Regions from separate parts of the Mus musculus genome. Here region 1 is linked to region 2. Evidence: chromatin contacts called from ENCODE Hi-C data. All regions are on one chromosome and are shown on one strand. Each heading gives the region's core, a stretch centred on a gene start or an enhancer-like site at or near the end of the contact. The rest is flanking DNA. Distances are from core to core; before and after follow the strand shown. Region 1 holds the start of Utp18 (UTP18 small subunit processome component). Region 2 holds the start of C030013C21Rik (RIKEN cDNA C030013C21 gene).

The links. A loop is a pair of places that touch in the nucleus more often than their neighbours do.
Region 1: a loop to region 2 is called in a map of T-helper 17 cell, with 5 times the contacts of the local background. The contact joins the promoter of Utp18 here to the promoter of C030013C21Rik in region 2. A Hi-C loop is called at or near these places in 2 of 37 maps with a recorded cell type or tissue (T-helper 17 cell and regulatory T cell).

The regions. Positions count from the first base shown.
Region 1 is chr11:93,879,910-93,887,034 of GRCm38, reverse strand. Utp18 (UTP18 small subunit processome component) reads left to right here and starts at 1,269. Exons shown (of 14, transcript NM_001013375.1): 1 at 1,269-1,701; 2 at 3,253-3,368; 3 at 4,862-4,960; 4 at 6,902-6,972. The coding sequence starts at 1,378. It overlaps Mbtd1 (mbt domain containing 1), which reads right to left and starts at 864. Exons shown (of 16, transcript NM_134012.4): 1 at 619-864. RefSeq lists enhancers at 952-985, 998-1,040, 1,235-1,267 and a cis regulatory region at 1,247-1,254.
Region 2 is chr11:80,505,719-80,512,239 of GRCm38, reverse strand. It overlaps C030013C21Rik (RIKEN cDNA C030013C21 gene), which reads left to right and starts at 3,134. Exons shown (of 3, transcript NR_126552.1): 1 at 3,134-3,684; 2 at 4,198-4,305; 3 at 4,695-4,830. The region is part of intron 21 of Myo1d (myosin ID); the gene reads left to right. It overlaps Gm31109 (a long non-coding RNA gene), which reads right to left and starts at 2,963. Exons shown (of 2, transcript XR_003949722.1): 1 at 2,879-2,963; 2 at 959-1,183.

The sequences.
Region 1 (7,125 bases), core at 20-2,519, about 13 Mb before region 2:
GTCTCTTCCGACTCTGAAATGTCAGGATTTCTTTTTCACAAAGGAGAACGTACGGATGGTGGAAGCCCACTGACTTGGAACCCTCAAGTAGCAGCCTTGGCGGCTGACTCCCCGATACCACTCCTACGTCTCCCTCCCACACGTGCCCACCCCGCCCCCTTTCAGTATCAGCACCTCCACGTGCAAAATGCCTCTCGGCGCTGGCTCTACAATGGTGGGCTCCGTCTCCAGCCAAGCCCCGAAACTCTGTATGCTCCTGCCCCCACACCCCCGAGAAACCACTCTCCCACCCTTGGCAGCTAAAAAAGGCAAAGTCTCCTATCTAATCTTTCCCTTCAAGCAGAACGGGGTTGGGAGGGAGCAGAGGAAAAACTTTCTTATGTTTTTTTTTCTCCCTAAGAGAACCCTAAGTCAGGGGTTGAGGGGGGGAGGGGAACCCCTGAACGTTTAACGGCCAGTAGGGGGAGGGGAGCTCCGGAGACGGAGGGGGCGTGGGATGAAGAAGCAGGCCCGCGAGTGGGGTCCCCGAGCTGCGGCGTTCCGGGGGCCGGGCAGCCGCAGGCGTGCCCCCCCCCCTCAAACCTGGCACACAAAGCGGCCGCTGCGCTCGGCTCTCACCAGATCCTTTGTGTTTTCCATCAGGGCCTCATGGGTAGGGGCCGTCCGTGCTCCCCGAGCCCGCGGCGCCCCCTCCCCCCCCGCGAGCAGGGGGCCGGTGCCTCTCCCCGGGACTGCGGCGACTACAGGGGGGACCCCCGGCTGGGCCAGGGCCAGCGACAGCAGTGGCAGCCCCCGGATTTCCCCCCTTTTAACTCGGGTGGCCCCAGGATATCAACAACATTAGCATAGCCCTCCCTCCCCAGCGCGCCTGCGCCGTGACCCGCGCCCCGATTGGCCCACTTCCCCCACGTACCCTCCTCTCTCCCCTCCAGCGTGGGACCCTCGGCAGGCGCCGTACTCTAAGGACCGTACCAAGACCACAAGTCGATGAGGTAATTGAGGGCGCGCGGCACGACGCGGGGCTCAGAATCAGCAGGGCGAGAAGTTTCTTTCAGCCACTTCCATTTGGACTCCGGCCTCCCCGAGTCCCTTCCAATATGTTGCCTCCGAGAAGTTGTGTTGGGAAAAATTTCCACTCCAGTCACGCCGCTTCCCCCTCCACCCGGAAGATCGGCCTTCCCTGAGGAACTCCCACATGGGGCGGGGCCGCCGGACGGAGTGGGAGTGACGTAGCGCGCGAGCGCCGGTCACGTGGCTTGCGGCGGCGCAGACTCCTTCCGGCTCCCCGGGGCCGGGCCGAGGAGAAGAGCGAGCCGCCCCGGCACATGCGCAGTGGTACTCCACGTGAACGTCGGCGTTTTCCCCTCAGCCCTGAGGATGCCGCCCGAACGCAAGAGCCGGACGAGACGAGACCGGAGAGCCGGCGCAACGCCGGGGAGGAAAGCCAGACCCGGGAGCGGCAGCACGCCCGCAAAGGCCGCCCGTTCATCCCAACGGACACAGCCGGCCGAGCCGAGGGCGGCCCCTAGCGCGGGATCCGCGGCGGCGGCGGCAGAGGAGGAGGAGAGCCGGCTCCGGCAGCGGAACCGCCTGACGCTAGAGGACGATAAGCCGGCCGCCGAGCGTTGCCTGGAGCAGCTCGTCTTCGGCGATGTCGAGGACGACGAGGACGCGCTGCTGCAGCGGCTGCGGAGCTCGCGGGTGAGGAAGGCCTGCCTGCCTGCCCGCCTGCCTGCCTGCCGAGCGGGCACACGCTCTGGCGGGGCGCGCGGCGGGAGGCGAGGCCCCGGGGGCGGAGCCTGGAGGTGGGGGGGACCTGTGGCGGCGAGTGCTCAGGTGGGAGGGACCGGCGACCGCGGGCGCCGAGGGGCGCCGTCCGGCTCTTTCGCCTCGGGTTCTGGGCTGCTGGCTGGCGAGGGCGGGGACGCTGCCTTTCTCCGCCCCAAAGGGGCTGCGGCGCTTCGCATCCAGCAGGCGCTCAACTGTCGGCTTGGTTTGCCAAAGGATGTCTGCAAAGTAGAGTCGCTCATCTTCGGGCTCTTACACCCTCTGCTGGAACCACAGGGGTGACCGTTTGATCACCTGTCGCGACTCCGCGTAGTGGATGGAACCAATACGTGGGCAGAAGGCGTAAAGCTGCATTTTAATAACATCGCGGGGTGATACCCACGCCCAGCTTTTGAGAACGATCAGTGTGTATTCATCTCTAACCTTTCTTTGGTTGCTAGCTCTTGTAACAATTGCAAATCCTTCCTGATTGATGCTCTTTGCGCTATTATTTTTGTTCTATACCTGGTCCCTGGACTAAGGGTAGAGACACAGCAGTGGAGGAATCCCACAAGAACCCCTCTTGGAACTTGTGTTAGTAGTGGTAAAAAAGCAAGATAAAAGAGACAAGACTAGTAAAGTTAAAGTATGTTGGTGGAGAGGAAAATGAAAACATTTGAGAAAGGGATTTAAATATATGTGAAGACGTCTTTTAGATAGGGTAAGCTGACTGACTCAATGGGAATATCAGCATTTGCTTAGTTCACCCTTTGTGTGGGTGCTTTGATGGAGAGCTGCAGCAGCCTTCTTTGGGAGGTGGAGACCAGTTATGTTAAGAGCTGTGGGACAGTTCTGTATCCAAAGGACTCACTTGATGGGCTTTGAAAGATCTTAAATCAGCAGTGCTGGTGGATACTGCAGTTGGCTCCTTGGACACTGCCCTGTAGGTTGGGAGAAAGCTCAGATCATTTGAAGGGTTTTTTTTTTTTTTTTTTTTTTTTTTGAGTGCTAGGTTTAGGTTTCGAGTGTGTGGGTGTGGTATAAAGTTTGAAGAAGGTGGAGATGGAGCACATAGAACAAGAGATACTCCTCATGAGGCTATGAGACACAGCCTATGTTGTGTGGGATTCTAGTAGGCCCCGGGCTCTGTAACTGTTGGGCTTTGATGCTTGCTCTTTACCTGCCGGCGGCTTACCTTTTACCCTTGTCTACTGCGGTCTTTAGCTTTCCGTGCACTTCCCCCCCCCCCCCCCCTTCTATCCTGCCTCACCTGTCCTCATGGTGGTTCTGATCTCCTTTCCTGCGTGCTCCTTCAGCATGTGCTGTGGTTGTGTTCCATCACATTATTTCATCAGCACACCAGGAAAGCAAAAGCATTCTATAGGCTATTGTAGTATAAGGAGTGTGTGTGCGTGCATGTGCTTGCGTGTGCGCTAGCAACTTGTTGGAGAATCACAGTGGTTTGACGATGGTGTGTCTCTGTAGGGTCAGCTACATGGAAGCTCAGATGAATCGGAAGTGGAAAATGAAGCAAAAGACATTTTTTCTCAGAAGAAGAAGCAGCCAGTTTGGGTGGATGAAGATGATGAAGATGAGGAAATGTAAGTTAGTCATTTTGTTCAGAATCCCTCTGGATACTTTAAAAGTTAACTTGTAGATTTTTACAAATCACTGCCTGGGAAAGTATGACTATATGAATAACCAAAACATTTGGTGCACAGGAAAAAGGTTCATAATTCGTATCTGAGAGAAAGGTACTCACTGTTTCATTGCACAGCTCATTCCCTGCCTGTCTCGTGTGCAGGATGGACTGCTTAGATAATCATTTCAGTTACATCTTAGCTTCCTTCCTCACTGGATGGTTCCTGACTACCAAGGGCAAGTTTGGAATCTACCTCTTTGTAAAATGAGTGTCAGAACAGTGGCTGTCACAGAAGTCCGTTGGACTAAATGATGCATAGAGCATTTCTAGCCTGGTGCCTGGACTGAGTAAAGGCTTCAGGTAAAGCTAGCACGCTGTATTTGCTTTCTCTATGCAAAGTTATATTGGAAGCAAGGGGAGTTGTTCCTTGTATGAACCAAGTACAAATTTACTGATCAAATGAATTTTCTATTTTTCTGCTTTAAGACTACGGAAAAACATTTTTATGAATAAGCTTTTTTGTTTTTCAAATTTCTTAAATGTGTAGTATTTGATCAGAGACTAAGAACTTAGTTTCTCAGGAGAAGTGTGAATTTCAGTCTTATGATCAGTGAGGGTTCTTTTGGGGGTGTGGTGGGGGGTGCTTGTAGACTTTCTTAATTTGACAATAGGAAAGCAACCCTTCTTAAATTGTGTTGAGGAAAATTGATGGTGTGATATATATGTTCTTTATTATCTTTGTTTACTAAAGAGCTTAGTGTCTCAGCTTTCTTACATACTGAGTTTCGATAGGCATTTGAAACTTTGATTTGCTATAGCTGAACCCAGGCTGTTCGTGCTAAGGATGAAGTTGCTGTTGAGCTTTACAGCTTGTTCACTGCCTGTTAACTGCATGTTTTCTTTACCTTTTTCTTTTTCAAGACAGGGTTTCTCTGTGTAGCCCTGGCTGTCCTGGAACTCACTCTGTAGAGCAGGCTGGCCTCACACTCAGAGACCGGCGTGCTTTTGTCTCCTAGGTGCTGGGGTTAAAGGCATGGGCCACCATGCTTTTTTCAGCCAGATTCTTTCACCTTTCTTGTGAACAGAGATTTTCGAGTTTTAGATAGTCAGATCTTGATTTATTGTTTTTATTCTTGTTATTTAACTGTAAAATGCCATTTATTAGAAAGACTGTCACTTGCCAATAAAATACAGGCAGTATTTGATAGTTTGCTTTTTGTGTATTTGACTTGCCCAGGATATTTTGGAGAGAGACTTGAATAGTGTCTAGGTAATTCAGGATGCATTTTCTCAGATATTTCCAGAATGTGTGAGAGAGTCCAGACGAATGGGAAAGGTATATATGAAACACTCCACATCTTACACTATTTAACTTTAGTGTTTTAGTAAATGTTTTTTCAGAATACTAAGGTAGCTCTTCACAATTTAGAATGTTTGTTCTTTACTTCACAGAGTTGACATGTCGAACAATCGGTTTCGGAAAGATATAATGAAAAATGCCAGTGAAAGTAAACTTTCAAAAGATAAACTTCAAAAGAGACTTAAAGAAGAGTAAGTATCCTCTCTCCTGTGGCTTATTTACCAAGAGGTACAGCAACAGCCCCCCCCCCTTTTTTTTTTTTTTGCTTTGCTTTGCTTTGTAATGGCTTTTGGAATAGTCATATATTCCATGAAATGTAGGCATTGTTTGCCTGGTGTCTTCATGTAAGTATTTTGGGCAGGAATTACAACAAATACAGGTATTTTGAAGGAAAAATAAAACCACAAAGCTTGAAATACTATCACATATAGTCAGTAATACTGTTGTGTGGCCATTCATTTGTATGTAGTAAGTTCACTCTACTAAAACCCTTTCCCCCAGAGACAGGATCTTACTGAGTAGCCCAGTCTAACATCAAACTTGTAGGTTCTCCTGCCGTAGCCTACTGAGTACTGGAGTTATTGGTAAGCAGCACTATGCTTGCATTTCACCAGGATATGAAAAATTTTAAAAAATGGAATTACTCATTATATATGGGCTCAACTTAAAAAATAAAACTTTTGCCCTGTTGGCTTTATTTATTTATTTGTGTTTCCATAGTCTGTGAGAGTAAGATGTGAGTAATGTGACACTTTGTACCTGAATTCCTCTGTGGGAATCAGAAACCATATGATCAAGGAGGTTTTCTTTCATTTTCAGTATCATGTCTAAGAAACTAGCAGCTGACCAATTAATATTAAGTTCTGTTGACTCTCATAATCCACCAATGTACTTACCTTCATTGCTTTTTCTTTAACATAATGATTTCATTATTTGTTTTTGTTTGTTTTAAAAAAATGTTCACTCCTTACTGTGTATGAGAGGTCAATAGACAACTTCCTGGAGTCAGAAAGTTTTCTCTTTCCACCATATGGGTTCCAGGGATTGAATTTAGGTCATTAGGCTTGGTGACAAGTACTGTTATTACCTGCTGGTAGCCAGAGGAGTCTTACCCCACCTTCTCCCAGTCTCTCATTGCCTGGGCTGGCCTCGGCCTCACTATAGAGCTGAAGATGATCTTGACCTTTGATCATCCTGCCTGCCTGCTTTTTCCAAGAGTTGGGATTACAGGTGTATGTTGGGTATGTATGTATGTATGTATGTATGTTGTATGTATGTATGTTGGGATTACAGGTGTATGGCATCACACCTGTTTTTATGTGGTGCTGGGGATTGAGCTCAAGCCCTGTGCATATGGACTTTAATAATAAAGTTCTAAATACAGTGTTTTTATTTTTATTTTGTACTTTTGATTTTTGAGACAGAGTTTCTCTGTGTAGTCTTAGAGTTTGCTATGTAGACTAGGCTGCCCTGAAACTCCTGCCTCTGCCTTTCTGGTGCTGGGCTTAGTTTGTTCCACCATGCCTGGCCTAGTTAGTGTTTTATAAAAATACTTATGGGGATTGAAACTTAAGGGCATGTTAAGTAAGCATTATACTGCTGGACTATATTTCTGCCCCCACTCCTCCATTTTGAGAGTCTCTTCTTAAGTTGACCAAGATGGCACCTTGAATTCCCTTTGTAGTTCTGGCAGGCTTCAAACTTAATATCCTCTTCCCCTAGCCTCCCAAGCAGTTGGCCTATGCCACTGGGCCTGATTGAGGACAGTGTATTCTAGTCATTTGTGTTCAGACATTTTCCTTTCAGGCATGTTCTTTGTGTATCTCAGTATGCTGGCATTGGTTTATAACTACAAACAGCCTACATAGTTCCAAATATATAGGATGAGCTGATTAGAGCAAATAGGATAGTCATGTAATTGAACATAAATTTAACAACAAATTTGGATTGAGGTGTACTGTATCCAGTATTGGTTTCTATGGGCAGAGAGGTTCCTGAGTTTCCAGTACAGAGAGCTTGGTTCCCCCCCCCCCCTCCACCAAAGGTATTGATTTGGGAAGAGATTTTATATATGCTCTAAAGGTGCCAGAGGTTCAGTGTTGTTACTGCAACACTTTGGTTTTTCTTCTTAGATTCCAGCATGCCATGGGAGGAGTACCTGATTGGGCAGAAGCTGGGAGCAAGCGGAGGACATCTTCAGATGGTGAGTGTTGATGTTTCTAAGCTAGTAGGTCCCTTTCCATGTACTGTTTTTATTGGAGTTTTCCCAAGCTGTTAAAAATGAAGTGTTTTAGATGAGCCTCCCTCATTTATGTTGGTTTTAAAGTCTGACATTTCCGAGTAAAGACTCTGTTTT
Region 2 (6,521 bases), core at 1,885-4,384:
TGCTGCTCATTGGGGATTTAACCCTCAAGCGTCCTGCCTTGAGGAATGGGACAGGGTGTCCTTGAGAACTTTCAGACTAACCGCACAGTGGGTAAGGAATGGTGCTTTGCAGTAGATGATACAGTAGACGTGAGGAATGAACACAAGTGTGACTGGAGAGACTGCGCAGTTGATAAAGCAAGAAGGCATACATTCTGTCCCCAGAACCCATGGGTGGTGGTGTTGTTGTTGTTGTTGGGTTTTTTTTAGTTTTTTTTGAGACAGGGTTTCTCTGTATAGCCCTGGCTGTCCTGGAACTCACTTTGTAGACCAGGCTGGCCTCGAACTCAGAAATCCGCCTGCCTCTGCCTCCCAAGTGCTGGGATTAAAGGCATGTGCCACCATGCCCAGCTGAACCCATGTTTTTAAAAAGTACTGTGACTGTAACCCCAGAGCTGGGGAACCAGCAACAGGCTCGCTCTGGGACCCTTGGGGGATTGCTGGTCAGCATGCTCAGCAGGCTGCAGGCCAGGAAGAGACCACATTTTTTAAAAACAAGGTGAAAGGCTCTGAGGAATGACACTCGAGGCTGACCTCTGACTCATAGTTAAACTCATCCCCGTGCATGCACACATACATACACAAGTAAAGAAATGCATACATAAATAACAAAAGAGTGATTCCGTCATTCTGATGGGAATATTGAGGCACAAGCTGTCCCTGTTCAGTAGGCAAGCAATACTGTACTCTAGACATGTCGTCTCAGGTGCCTTTCCCCGTGTCAGCACCCTGCCTGGTGTGCTCCGGCTGTTTCCCGTGTTGATGCTTGTCAGGTGTTTGAATGACCTGTCCCACATTCATGAATGCTTTTCGACACTTCTCAGGATATGCGCACATGGTTATTTGTGTGTACTTTACAAATGAGGCTGACAATGACAATGCCTTGAGCCAGGATAGAGAAGGGATTGACGTCTTTAAATGCTGGACTGACACCATTTATTTAAAAAACAACAACAACAAACAAAAACCACCTTAGAGAATCATTTCTCAACAACGCTCTTATTTCCACTCCCTTGGGTCCTGCGGAGCAAGTTCAATGTGTAACGCAGAATCTTCCAGATGAAGTGGCTTAAACTCAGGGTGAAGCTGGGGTGCAGCCTGGGAACCCAGCTCCCTGGCAGGAGTGTCAGGAATACAAAGTCATCTATTGTGGGAGATATAGTAAATTTGAGACCAGCCTGGACTACTTGCGACCCTATCTCAAACACATACACACACACACTCACATGCACACACTCACTCACTCACATGTACCCGCAACACAAACTCACACCAGAATGGCCTGGAAGGAGCTGACAGCCTGTGGACTGTGAAGCCCTAGAACAGGAATTGGGAACCATCAAGTCCTTTGCTTCCTCCCTCCTGCCTGTCTCTCCTTCTCCACTTTCCATCTCTGTGTATAGTGTGCTTCCGCATAGGGAATACCTAGGCACACTTGCAGCCAGTTTAACAGCCTAAAAACAAAACCAAACAAAAAACAGGGGGAACTTTTCTACCTCAAAATCTATGAACCCCAGGCAAAGGCTCTGATTGGCCCAGGGTATATTAAATGCCTTCCACCAAGCTTATATAAGTGAGGCTGCAGGCTAGATCCTTGAACCTGAGGAGCAAGTCCTAAGATAGGAAGCTTCCCCGGAACGAGAAGGGGTGGATCTGGTCACCTAAGAGACTGGATGGAGATAGAACAGTACAAGGAAGAGCAAGTGGAACCCCGGGGCGGACAGTCGAGCACCCGAGGGCTCTTCTGCAGCCCTTGGTTGGATGGAGACTGTGTTCACGTGCCCGTTTTAAAGCAGAAACTTGTATCTTACCCCACTTACTGTAATGGTGGGGGCTGGGAAACGACTTCAGCATGGTGCTGTGTATGAAGCCAGTGTTTCCACTGGCTTGTGTCTGGCATGGTGGAGGTTGGGTAGAGAAGGAGGTGCACCAGAGAATGTAGACACAGGTGTGAACTGCCTCGCTGCCCTAAGAGGGGCTCTGTGAGAGGCAGCTGAGAACAGCGCCACAAGGTTAATGGGAAAGTCGTCTTGATGGGCAAACTCCTTGTCAAGAATGCCTTGGGAACAGGGGTTCAGGCTTCTCAACCCACAGAAAAGAAAGTTTCAAGAGGCTGGCGACAAAGGCTCAGCTAGCCAGCCCCGCTCTTCTCTGTTTACCTGTGTGTGTATCCTTAGCCCAAATGTGCCTTCGAGCCCAGCATTTTCATACATCTCTTCTCTGAAGCCCTTTTTCTGACAGGGAATTGACAAAGGACTCAGTTTGAATATATTGAGATCAATTGAAAAAGAGGCAATTTGAAGAACAGAAAATTGGAGACTGGAAATGTAGCTCAGTTTACCGAGCATTGGCCTAGCGTGCACAAGACTGTGCGTTCCGTCCCCAGTGAAGAACATTTGATGTCAAAAAAAAAAAAAAAAAAAAAAAAAAAAAAAAGGCATAGATGGGGGAGGGAGGAATTCTTGGGGAGTCCAAGACATCATCAGTCAGCTATCTGCCGAGCCTCACTATGTGCTAGCTAAAAGGGTTTAGATTTATAAAGAAAATAGATGCCTAAAAGTAATGTTCCATACAGCCCTCGGAGTAATGCGGTTAAGGGACAAGTGAGGCTGACATGGGAGCAAGAAAAAGCTCCCAAATTAACACCTAGAAGCAGGTCTAAACGCCACCTAGATTGGAAACAGTCTATGCAGAAGCCTAAAGGCAAAAAGCTGTATGCTGTAGCTGAAGACCCTCCAGAGAAAGGCAGGCAGGAGGTGTGTGTGTGCCAAGAAGCAAAGCCATGCAAGAGAGCAGAGGAGATGGGATCTGGACCAGTTCTCCTGGATAGCGTACGCACATCAGCCTGGTACCTGTCTCATCTGATGCTGGCTCTGAAGGGGGCTCCAGGCAGGCTAGTGAGCTGCCTCATTCTCTCTGCATTCTTTTGTGACATCAGAGTTTGCAGGACAGAAGTTCTGTGGCGCTCCCTCATCTTAGAAACCCTGTGGGAGGGCCCCTGCGTCACACCTGGCGTTTATGGGTCAGAAACATTTGGAATCTCCCTTTCTAGCGGAATTCTGCACATGTCCCCCACCAGAGCAGGTGATCGGACACACAGATCTGATGTCATCCCCAGGAGAAAAGCTTGTGAGCTCACCTAAAGAAAGGGGGATCTTAGAACTCACATGCCGAGAGCTGTCAGATAATACCGGCTAGAGATCAAGCCGCGGCAGCTGCCTTCCACAGCTGCCGCCTTGCAGCTGCCTCTCAAGCAGTTAGTGGGGCTAAAAATAACCAAGAGCTAACTCGCAGCAAGCTACCAAGCCTTAGAAAGAAGTGTGGGGAAGGAGATTGCGGGTGGCAGTCTGGGCCCTCAGAGTGGATGTCAGAGGAATACCCACCCGGTGGCCCAGGCGGCATCAAAGGCCTTCAGAGTCCATGTGTCTGTGTAGATCAAACCTCCTGCTGCCACTTCACAACTGGTAGCCCAGGCTGTTGCCTACTGACTGCTTCCGGTTTCTAATCTCAGCTGTAACCCAAGTTGTGTTGATGCCTCGGGAAACAGAAGTAACGAAGTAGGAATGAACAGTTTCCTGTTTGTACCCTAAACTTGAACCGGTGGCCTGAGCAGCAAGTGTGCAGGGGCCCGGATACTCAACAGAGGTGTGTGTGTGACTCTCTTTTTAATTGTGAAACTAAACTGGGACTTTCTCACCAGCAAAGCAAAAAAAAAAAAAAAAAAAAAAAAAAAAAAAAAAAAACCCTGAGGTGACATCAAAAGGAAACACGGTCCATCAAAATCAGAAACGGGGGTGGTTATAGCGTGGGAAACTACACAGATAAATATGCTCATTTAGCATCGGAGAGAATAGATGTGCTTTCCTGAGCATATGAAGCCATTGATGCTTTTTTGTAAGAAAAACGAATTGACCCCTGGTTGTCGCAGCTCTGTGGTCATCAGCACAGCGATCACAGGGTGTGCTCGTGAGGCTGTTGTGGCTCTCCAGCCATGGTGCTGAGCGTACTCTGTCCTGGATCGTTCAGTTTGGATCTCCCCTAGATTCCCATTCATGGCCCAGGACAGAGGCAAGCAGAGGTTAGGAAATTTGCCCTGTTGATCCCGACTTGTCCAGGGCCAGAAAAGACTGCCCCCCCAGCCATTTTTCCCTCCCACAGGATGGCCCTGAAGGTCTAGTTGGTCATGAGACTGACAGGAGTGACTCCTGACAGACCTGTGGGTTTCCTGTGGACTCTTGCTGTGGCTCTCGTGTACTCCCATTAGAGGTGCTGATCTGTGCTGCCTCCCTTTCTCCTATGAGTGAATTGAGTGGGCGGGCAGATGGGTGGGTGGGTGAGTGAGTGAGTTGGGTTGGTAAGTGGGTGAGGGTGGGTAGGTGAGTTGGGTGCGTGGGTGGGTGCGTGGGTGAGTGAGTGAACTTGGGTGAGTGGATGGTTTGGCTGAATGAGTGAGTTGGGTTGGTAAGTGGGTGAGTCGGGTGGGTGGGTGAGTTGGGTGGGTAGGAGAGTGGGTGAGTCGATGAACGAGTGGGTGGGAATCTTGGGTGTGCCATACAAGTGTCACTCTGCCACTAACCACCTATGTGGTTTGAGGGCATTTTGTTGGCTTGGTTGGGTGGGTGAGTTTTTTCTCCTTTCCTGGTTTATTTTGGCAGGGTCTCCTCTGTAACATAGGCTAACCTTGAACTCCTCATCCTACCTGCCTCCATTTCCCTAGTACTGGGACCGCAGGCTTGCACCACTCCAGCCAGCTCAAGGCATAGTATCTCTGAAATAAAGCCGTTCGATTATAACCAAGGTCCCTCCTGTGCTAAGTACCTGTTTTTCCTTTCCTTCCTCCCTGGCTCTTCCTGGTCTTTCATTATGTACAGTGGGCACACAGTGCTGCTAAGTGGCTGAGGGCGCATCTCAGATAGTAAGGAGACCAGCAATCACTGGGATGTGGGCATGGAACACACAGCAATCTGGCTCTTCCACAAGGAAACCAGAAATATATTTTGGCTCTGGCACCTCCCTAGCCCTGTTCTCAACTGCCTTGTCCATCCTCACACTGCTTTTAAGTTTCATAAACTCCGCCCGCACCGAGCCATGCTGACCTTCTCCCTACTCCTCCCACCATGTCCTCCCTCTGCCCTGCATCTCCCTCAACACTCTGCTGTCTGTTTAGGAGGCAGCAGATCTCATCTGTCAAGAGTGCTGACCACGTGTACCGTAATAATGCTCATTAAGTCAGCATCCAGCATCTAAGAAGGTCTGGTTCAGTGCCCAGCACCCACATGGTGGCTCACAAACATCGGTAACTCCAGGTCCAGGGGATCTGATGCCCTCTTCTGGCCTCCACAGGTACCAGGTGTTGCTGTGGTATGCACACCTACATGCAGACAAACACTCATACACACAAACTAAAAAATAATAACAATAAAGTAAAAAGCACAAACTGATTTTCTCTCTTAATAGCTCATTTCTTTGCATCTCTGTACTATGGAGGGGATTTTTGGTTACTCATTTCCAAAGAGACATCAGTATCAAATTGTTGCATAAGTAGTTGTTAAACAATATGTCATATTTATTCATTTATTTGGTGTGTTGTGTACATGTAATTTTATCTGGGAGAAGTGGGGAAGAAGGCCTTCAGAACACTGCAGTAGTTTAGAGCAAAGTTCTTTCATTGCTCAAAAACCTCTAACTCAAACATGGTGGTTTCTACTCAACATTGGAGCCAAAATTAGATTGTAGCAGTAGGGCAGGCATAGGGACAGTGGATGCGGTGATAATCCATGTAGAGTTTGTAGTGTTGTTGTTTTTAGTGAGCTATTATGTAATCACAGAACATAAAGTATTTGAATCCTCAGGGGAGTATGAATTTTATCATACTGGGGTATTTTAAGCATGTGAGAGGAACCTAGATGGATATAACCTAGATTGACTAGGAAGGATTATATAGACCCAGAAGTAACTATAGGCAAGTCAGCGTGGCCCATGCCTGGGTAAAGTTATGAACTTCACTGATATTTGTATTGAACTGTTTCCTAATCCAATGCCATGGGAGGGATTTGTATGAGAAATTGAAATTCTCTTAAAGACAAGACCTCTCAGTATAGCACAGGCTGGCCTTGAAGTTTTCAGCCTTGTTAGTGGAATGACGGATGTGCACGATCACACCTGGCTCAGAGCGCTCTTCACTTCCTCTGGCTTCTCTCCATTTTTCACAATCATGTTGGCCTTTGTGGGCCTTTGTCCCACACAGGTCAGCACTGGAAGAATAGCACTCCCCTATCCTGGCATGTGGTTAGACTGCAGGATCAGTGTCATGGCTGGGCCTCATCCCTATTTTAGGTGTGTTTCTAAGGAGTAGGCTGGTTGTCATGGTTTGCAAAGGCTTTCCTCACCATCAGGATGCAAGAATATTGCAGTAGGCAGCAAGGGAGGCACAGGCCATCTGTCCCCAGGGGATGGACGTGTCTAGAGGAAATAAATAGCCT